Linked DNA regions of Homo sapiens: region 1 is linked to region 2. Evidence: chromatin loops called from intact Hi-C (ENCODE). Cell type or tissue: PC-3. All regions are shown on one strand. Each heading gives the region's core, and the rest is flanking DNA. Links, peaks and the distances in the headings are about the cores only.

Evidence for each region. Peaks named below come from ENCODE experiments on the same cell type or tissue, not always from the same donor. Only the 100,000 strongest peaks of a DNase experiment are listed, where the experiment ranks them.
Region 1: a loop joins it to region 2, with 4 times the contacts of the local background. A loop is called at or near these places in 6 of 110 quality-filtered maps.

What each region holds. Positions count from the first base shown.
Region 1 is chr9:29,283,663-29,288,415 of GRCh38, reverse strand. No RefSeq gene overlaps it. Among named protein-coding and RNA genes, the nearest start is that of LINGO2, 72 kb to the right of the region's middle. In PC-3, for the core only: a CTCF peak has its summit at 2,414 (motif pointing left); no DNase peak of the experiment used is centred there; H3K27ac peaks cover 715 bases.
Region 2 is chr9:29,690,093-29,694,845 of GRCh38, reverse strand. No RefSeq gene overlaps it. Among named protein-coding and RNA genes, the nearest start is that of LINGO2, 480 kb to the right of the region's middle. In PC-3, for the core only: a CTCF peak has its summit at 2,624 (motif pointing right); a DNase peak (open chromatin) is centred at 2,615.

The sequences.
Region 1 (4,753 bases), core at 491-4,490, 410 kb after region 2:
ATTTCGACTGGTAACCCAAAACAGGAATCTGATAAATGCACACACACACACACACACACACATATACACACACACATATATATATCTACACACACACATATGTACATATTATATACACACACACCCTGACATTAGAGATGAGGTCTCACTATGTTGCCCAAGTTGGTCTCAAACTCCTAGACTCAAGTGATAATCCTGTCTTGGCTTCCTAAAGTTCTGGGATTACAGGTGTGAGCCACTGCACCCAGCCTGGGTGACTTTGAATATAGGTAAAACTTGGAGTAGTAATCAAAGATAGTTGATAATTCCAGGAATACAAATGTCATATTAAAGTCATGAAAGGAGAAAAAAATAAGGAGGGAACACACAAACACAAAACTTCTATCCCTAGAAAGATAGAAGTAGTAGAAGTTTTCTGAATTAATTTGTAAAATTTTAATCCTTGTTCAAATTTATACTATGACGTGACCTTAGCCAAATACCTGAAACTCCCAACCCTAAATTGGTTTATTTGTAAAATGAGCTTCTTTGAGGTTATGTAAGTAAAACACTTACTATTCTGTCTGGCAGTCAGTAACAACTTAATTAAGGGTTTCTTAAAAAAGAAATTTTTTTTCCTTTAATTCAGCATTATTCTACACTAGGTTACTTCACCACAACTTTAGATGTTAATGGTGACCTTGTGTACATTGGATTTTTACAAATTATGGCGTAATAGCAAAAGCATTCATGCCATATAAAAAATCAATTTCAGGTAGATTAAAAACCAAAATGTGAAAGGCAAAACCATAAAGCTTTTTGAAGATTATATGGAAGAATATATTAATGTCCTTTATAGGAAAGGATTTCTTAAACAAAACGAAAAAAAGCAGTAACCATGAAGAAAAAGATTAATAAATTCAACGCTGTTAAAATTATAGCCATAATTTTTTCTTCTTCAAAAGACACCATTTAAAAAGAAAAGTAAAAAGCCATAGAACAGAAGAAGCAATTTGCAACACGTACAGCTGATGAAGAACTTTTATCCAGATTTTGTATGAAGAAAACTTTGAAAAATCAGACATCCCAATAAAAAAATGTTTAAAAGACTTAAAACAGGCTTTTAAGGCTTAATACAGGCTCTATTTTGCCATAGAGGAAGTCAAAATACCAATAAATATGTATAAAGGTGCTAAACTTCAGTACTTATTACTAAATAATAGCATTTTTCTTAATATTAAAATGTATTAACAAGGATATAGAGCTACAAGAATTCTGTATGGCTGGAGGGATTGTATTAATACATTGGTATCACCTCTTTGGTAATCCATATTCCATAATCTAGAAATGTTGACAATGTATTCCTTTTGATTCAGAAATTTCACCCCTGCACATAGTTCATAGAGATAAAAACAGTGATTTGCAATAAGTAAAAGAGTGTTTAAAAGGCAATTTTTCAGTGGTGGTGCATGCTTGTAGTTCTAGCTACTCAGGAGGCTAAGGCAGGAGGATTGCTTGAGCCCAGGAGTTTGAGGCTTCATTGAGCCATGATTGCACCACTGCACTCCAGCTTGAGTTACAGAGTGAGAGCCTGACTCTAAAAAATTATATATATGTAATATATTATATACAATACATATATAATATATAAAATATAATAATATGTATCATATAATTATATATATATATATATATATGCAATTGCTCATACTTGTCAAACACTGGCAACAATCCATGGAAAATACATTGGGGGTATGTGAATAAAGCAGACCATATATACAGCAACATTAGGGTTTCTAGAATACATCATTTTGAACAAAAAATAAATAAAAACGATTACAGACTGAGTTTACATAATGTTCTAAAAAAGGCAAAATGAAACTATGTTGTTTAAAAATATATTCGTAGGTGACAAAACTATAAAGGAAATCAAGACAATCTTTATAAATGAGTCAGAATAGTGGCTGCCTTGAGGGTAATTGGGAAAGGCATTTTGATTTTCAAGGTTTGTCAGTCGGGATCTAAAGAGCTATACCAGAGGAGTAATTATAGATATGTAGGCAGAATTCTGAAGAATACTGTTGGGTTGAGGGAGAGTAGTTATGGAAGGACGGACTTGGAAAGGAGTACCCCTTCTCAAGACTGGGTTCATCGTTGGAGAAGGTGTAGTTGCATCCCACAAGATAGTAACCTTACTAAGTTTTCCAAGCCAAAGTTAGCCCACAATCACTGGACAACCCCTCTGGAGTACAGGAAGGCCAAGGCCAACATTGGCTCATAAATGCAAAGAGGGAGTCCAGGAACCACCATGTTCAGAATCCTCTCATCATCAGGGTGGCACATATTTACAAACCACACAGTAGGAGCAAGAAGCCAAAGGCTTCTTGGCCTTTGGAATCAGAAGTCCCTTCCTCCCACGAAGTTCTTCCAGTGCCCTCTATTGACATCGCTTAATATTGTGCTTGCAGCAAAGAAAAAAATGCTTAAAACTTCCTTGTGGCAGAGCAGATAAAACAGGGTGGGTTTGATTGAAAGTGTGAGGAAATTAACTGATAATTGGCACAGAAAAGGGACAGAGGAAGACCTCCGGGAATGGTCTAGTACTTCATCTGTGTGATAGTAACAATAAAAGGGTTCTCATTACATCTATTATTAAACTGCAAAGTAATATTTATGCACATATACTATATGTCATAATAAGATGTTGATTTTTAACAGTTATATCATGTGAGTCCCAAATTTCTTAAAAAATGGAAAAAATAAATAAAAAACAAGGTAATATAGGCAAAATTGTTTTGAATGACATGAAAAATGTATAATCCAATATAAGGAATTAAGAATTTGCCATTAGTTTTGAAAAGTCCACTTTTTGGAAAAAAAATATATAGTCAGGGTTCTCCAGAGACACAGAACTAACAGTATGTATCTGATTGGATATATCTCTTTCTAGATATATACTATGTATGTCTATATACACACATATATATCCTATTGATATATCTCTTTCTTAATATCGGTATCTATATTTATACACATACACATATATACATAGATGCAATTGTTCCTTGTACAACATGGGGTTGCACTACCTGGGTTTTCTTATATGTGAATTTTTTTCAATAAAAGTTACACCAAGTATACCCACCTCTCTTGCCTTCTCTTTCATGCCCCACCCCCCACCTCTGCCACCTCTGCCACCCCTGAGACAGCAGAGCCAACCCCTCCTCTTCTTTCTCCTCCTCAGCCTAGTGAATTTAAAGACAATGAGGATGAAGACATCTATGAAGATCCACTTCCATTTAATGAACAACAAATATATTTTCTCTTCCTTATAATTTTCTTCATAACTTTTTTCTCTAGCTCACTTTTTTGTAAGAATACTGTATATAATACATATAACATAAAAATATGTGCTAATCAACTGTTTTGTTATGAGTAAGGCTTCCAGTAAATAGTAGGATATTAGTAATTATGCTTTTAGGGAGTAAAAATTTGTGCATGAATTATTGACTGCATGGGGAGCAGTCAGCACACCTAACTCCCACATTGTTCAATGGTCAACTGTATATCTAGTAAGAGATTTATTATAAGGAATTGCCTCACATAATTACGGTGGCTGAGGAGCCCCATAATCTGCTGTCCATAAGCTGGAGACCCAGGAAAGTTGGTGTATTTCAAGTCCAAGTCCAAAGGCCTGAGAACCAGGAATGCTGATGGTGTCAGTCCCAGTCCAAGGACAAGAGAGACCAATGTCCCAGTTCAATAAGTCAGGCAAAGAGAGTGAACTCTGCGGTCCTCCACCCTTGTATTCTATTCAGCCCCTCAAAGGATTGTACAATGCCCACCAGCATTGGGGATAGCAATCTGCCTTACTCAGTCTACCCCATCAAATGCTAATTTCATCCAGAGACACTCTCAGACACATCCAGAAATAATGTTTAGCCAGATATTTGGGAACAATCATGCTCCAGTCAAGTTGACACATAAAATTAACCATCACAAAAGCAAATATTTACTTATAAAGTGATATTACTGCCAAAACATTCCAAGAGCTTAAAAATCTGCTTGTATTTCACTGAGAACAAAGAGCATGTACACAATTATTTACTTAAAAAGTAAGCAGTCTCTTATTGTTTGATGAATAATATTTTAAGCTATAAGTGACCTAATATTATCTAGTCCAATTATTAATGTGTAAATATGGAAATATTGATACCAGAAATATTAGTGTTTTCAGCTAGTAAACATCAGGGTCAGAATTGGAAACCAAATCTCCTTACATATAATTCATGTTCTTCCCTGAAGACTGTGTTTAGGATCTTAAGAAATCCCCCACGGGTGCAGAAATTTTATGAGTTTGAATGGAAGCAATGGTTATGGTCTGCTTCCATTTTCACTCATTTGATCTTTCTTCTTTTGAGTGGGTTTGAAGCTGAGCTGTATTACAGATCGGTAGCCTCTGGCAGTGTGAGAGGAAGATGAGCCTACCATAGTGGAATAAAAAATGAAAAGTGTGATAAGATGTAATAAAGTAAAATAAAATCCTTGCTTAATGCCCCAATAAACTGTCAGAGTTTGGGTATGGCGGCTTGTTGGGCTGTGCTTAGATGGGAGCAAGTGAGATCAGCACAGTGTTGAGCGAACATGCTGTTATTTAAGTTTTCAAAGTCATTTGAGTTAACAAAAAGAATGAATAACAGCACAATGTGCATCTCATTATGATATTTAGTTTTGATTAAAATCCAGCTTAAAGCAAATATTTGAAGCAAAGTTT
Region 2 (4,753 bases), core at 372-4,371:
AACCTCCGCCTCCTGGGTTCAAGTGATTCTCCTGCCTCAGCCTCCCGAGGAGCTGTGGCTACAGGATGTGCCACCGCACCTGGCTAATTTTTGTATTTTTAGTAGAGACGGGGTTTCACCATCTTGGCCAGGCTGGTCTTGAACTCCTGACCTCGTGATCGGCCTGCCTCGGCCTCCAAAGTGCTGGGATTACAGGTGTGAGCCACCACACCCGGCTGACTGTTTTTTAAATTGACAGATAGCATTGTATGTTTTGGTCATTTATGATGTAATGTTTTGAAAGACATACATTATCAAATGCTTAAATCTAGCTAAATAACAAATGCATTATCTCATACAATTATCACTTTTGTTTTAAGAGCACATAACATCTATGCTTTTTATATTTTTCAAGAATACAATCTATAATCATTAACTATAGTTACCTTGTTGTACAATAGATCTCTTGAAATATATTCTTCCTAACTGTAATTATGTATCCTTTGACCAACGTCTTTCATTTCTCTTCCCCCACATAACCACGCAAGCCTCGGTAACCTCCATTCCTCTGTTTTTATGTGATTAACTTTCTAGATTACACATATCACTGAGATAATGTAGCATTTGTCTTTCTATGCTTGGCTTATTTCACTTAACATAATGTCCTTCAGGTTGATCCACGTTGCTGCAAATAGCAGGACTTAATCTTTATAGCTGAAAATTCGATTGTATATATATCCCATATTTTCTTTATTGATTCCTCCATTGATGGACACTTAGGTTGATTTCACACATTGACTAGTGTGAATAATGCTTCAATAAACATTAAAGTGCAGATGTGTCTTTGACATATCAAATCCTTTCTTTTGGATATATATCCCATAGTGAGATTGCTGAATCATATGGTCATTCTATTTTTAATTTTTTTGAGAAAGCTCCATGCTGTTTTCAATAATGGGGGTACTAATTTACATTCCCAAAAACAGTGTACAAGGATTCTATTTTTCCCATATCCATGCCAACACTTGCTATCTTTTGTCTTTTAATAATGGCCATTGTAACTTGGATAAGGTGATACCTAATTGTGGTCTTGGTTTGTATTTCCTTATTAGTGATGTTTAGCTTTTTGTTTACCTGTTTGCCATTTGTATGTCTTCTTTTGAGAATGGTCTATTCAGGTCTTTAGCCAATTTTTAAAAATAAGGTTATTTGTTATTTTTGGTGTGTTGTAGTTTTATGATCATTTGCCACAATAAATTTTTAAATTTCCCTTTTGATTTCTTCATTCACAAACTGGTTGTTTAGGAGTATGTTGTTTGCTTTCCATGTAATGTAATGTTTCCGAGTTCCTCTTGTTATTGATTTCCTATTTTATACCATTGTGGTCAGAAGAGATACATGATATGATTTCAATCATCTTAAATTTGCTGAGACTTAATTTGAGTCCTAACATATAGTCTATCCTGCACAACGGTCTATATGGCATTGAGAAGAATGTGCATTTGGTAGCTGCTGGATTGTCTGTAACGCCCATTTTGTCTAGAGTACCAGTGAATAATATACCCTCAGACGTTTCTGTGTTTCTTGTCAGAGTCTTTACCTTTAATCTTGAAGAACTTTCTTCAGCATTTATTGTAAGACATGACTGGTGATGATTAACTCCCTTAGCTTTTGATTATCCAGGAAAGTCTTTATCTCTCCATTTCTGAAGATCAGCTTTGCTAGGTATAGTATTCTTGGTTGACTGCTTTTTTTTTTTTTAGCATTTTGAATATACCGTCTCACTCTTTCCTGGCCAATAAGGTTTCTACTGAGAAATCTGCTTCTGCTGTTAGGCATATTTGCTTTCTTTCTCTTAATGTTTTCAGGATTCTTTCTTTGTCTTTGATCTTTGACATTTTGATTATTATACATTATGGGTAAAATTTTATTTGGATTGAATCTGCTTGAAAACCTTTGACCTTCTTGTACCTGGAATTTACATCTTTGGCTGGGTTTGAAAGGTTTTTGTTTTTTCTTTAAAGAAGCTTCCTATGCTTTGGTCTCTTCTTCCTCTTGATCACCAATAACCCATACATTTGCCCTTGTTATTGTTATTACATAAATGCCATAAGCTTTCTTTATTCCTTTTTAATTTTTCTTCTATGAATGTTTGTTTTCAATTAACCTGTCTTGGAGTTCACAAATTATTTTCTCTGCTTGATCAATTGTGCTGTTGATGCTCTGCATTCAATTTCTTTATTTTGTTCATGTATTCTTTAGCTTTAAAATTTGTTATTTTTTAAAAAAATTATTTTAATCTCTGTAAAATTTATTTGATAAATTTATAAATTCTTTTTATTTTATTCATATTTGCATAGTTTCCATAAAACAGTTATTTTGAATTTTTTTTCAGGTGGTGCCTACATCACCATCTCTTTAGGATCAGTCACTGTCACATTATTTTGTCCATTTATGATGTCTTATTTCCCTACTTGATCTTAATCCTGTGGCTGTGCATCAAAGTCTGTGAATTGATATTGGTACCTAACCAAGTTTTCACAGCATGGCTTTCTTTGGGAGGTTCCTTTGGCAATAGTGCTGTCCATAGATTCAACGCAAGTGAGGTTAGGTGACTGCGAGGTCTTTAAGTTGTTGAAGCACTAGGGGGCCCCCTAAGCCTAGGACCTCTGCAGCAGGAATCCTTTAACTGCTGAGGCTGACATAGTGCTGGGTCTCATTCGAAGTCCATGATCCCTGAGACCAGCATAGTATTGGGGTATACCTAAGGTCGTGACCACTATGGCCTGCCTGCCACTGAGGTTTGTTCAGTGTTCAAGGTCATTGTAGTCAGCCAGTGATGATGTGGATTAGATCTTGATTCTCTCTTGCCATAGCCACAGGTTCCTGTCTGGCACTGTCACGTGTCTAGAGGCTTTGCCCATTGGTGCTGGCCTGGGGATCTGCCCAGCACTCGGTTTTACAGCAGTGGGGCCTCTACTGATTCCAAGGCGAAGTCCTGGTTTATTTTTATTTCCTTCTCCACAGGCAGCTGGTGTCTATCTGTGCTGTGCTGCCTGGGGTTGGGGCAGGGGTGACATAGCTAATGTAAAACTTCTTCAATGAATCTTTACTCATTATTATGCTTAAACCAGGTACTGTGAACTCACATCTTGTTTCCTTAGCTCTTATGAAGGTTTTCTCATGCATGGATAGTTGTTCAAATTGATGATTCTGTCAGTGGATGATTTTGGAGAGTCTCACTCTGCCATTTTACTCCACGTCTCTCTGAACTGACTTTTTTTATAAATAGATATTTCATGTCTTAAAAACTAAACTATTATTCAAATTCAGGTATGCTGGTTACTGGAAACATGTCGTCTAATTAATTTGATTTATGGTAGTTTGTGAAAACAAAAATAATCTAAATCTAATTCTGTCAGGGTGCAACCAGAGAAACAGAGCCAGTAGAAGACATTTGTTTACCGAGTTATTGCAAGGAATTAATGTGTGCAATTGTGGGAGCTGGCTAAGAAGGTCTGAAGTCCATGGGGCAGGTGGCCAGGAAGAGCAGGTCAAATCTTTCATGTGCAGGTTGAATCTGTATTTCACAGGCAGAATTTCTTCTTTTTCAGGGAAGCCCCAGTTCTGTTCTTAAAGCTTCTCAGCTCATTGATTCAAGACCACCCAGATTATCTGAGATGATTTTACCTAAAGTCAGCAGATTATGGACTTAAACTATATCTATAAAATGTCTTTACAGCAAGACATAGAATAGTGTTTGACTTAATAACTAAAGACTGTAGCCTAGACTATGCCTGAGCATTCCAGCCTGCTTTTTATGAAGGACTGCCTTGTAAATTTGGTTACTATTTTGTTAAGCATTTGAACCCATATTCATAACAGATATTGGTCTGTAGTTTTCATTTATTGTGAGGTCTTTGTCTGGTTTGGTTTCAGATTAATAATGACCTAATTGAGTTGGGAAATACTATCTTCTCTTTTACTCATTGGAAGAGTTTGTCAAGAGTTGGTAAAAGGACTTTTTATAATGTCTGGGAGAAGATAGTAATGAAAGCTCCTGGGTCAGGCTTTTTCTTTATGATAGGTTTATTATTGTTACTAATATTATTATTAATCAATTAACTTGTAAGTCCTATTAAATTGCTTATTTTTGTTGAGTCAGTTTTAGTAATCAGTATGTTTCTTTAAAAATTGTCTATTTCATCTATGTTATATAATTTATTGGCATACAATTGTTTATAGTATTCCTTCCTGATATTTTATTTCTACATGATTAGTAGTAAAAACCTTTTATTTCTGATTCTATTCACTTTTTTTCTTGATCAGTCTAGCTAAAAGTTTGTCCATTTGTTGATCTTCTCAAAAATAAGATTTTGCGCCCACTTATTTTGTCTATCATTTTTCTATTCTCTCATGAATCTTAGCTCTAATTGTTATTATGTCCTTTACTATGCTTGATTTAGGCTTACTCTGCTCTTTTGTTCAGTGTCTCAGAGTGGAAGTTTGGGTTATGGATTAGAAATTTCTCTTCTTGATATATCCATGTACAGCTATAAGTCCCCCAATAAGGACTACTCTATCTGTACCCCCATTAAATATTGTTATGCTTTTTCATTTTCATTCATTTCAAAGTATTTTCTGATTTCCCTTTTGATTTTTTTTGACCCAGTAGTTATTTAAACATTTCTAAATGTTTTTCAATATCCATGTATTTGTGAATTTCCTAATTTTTTTTCCTTGATTGATTTCTAAATTTATTCCATTGCAATCA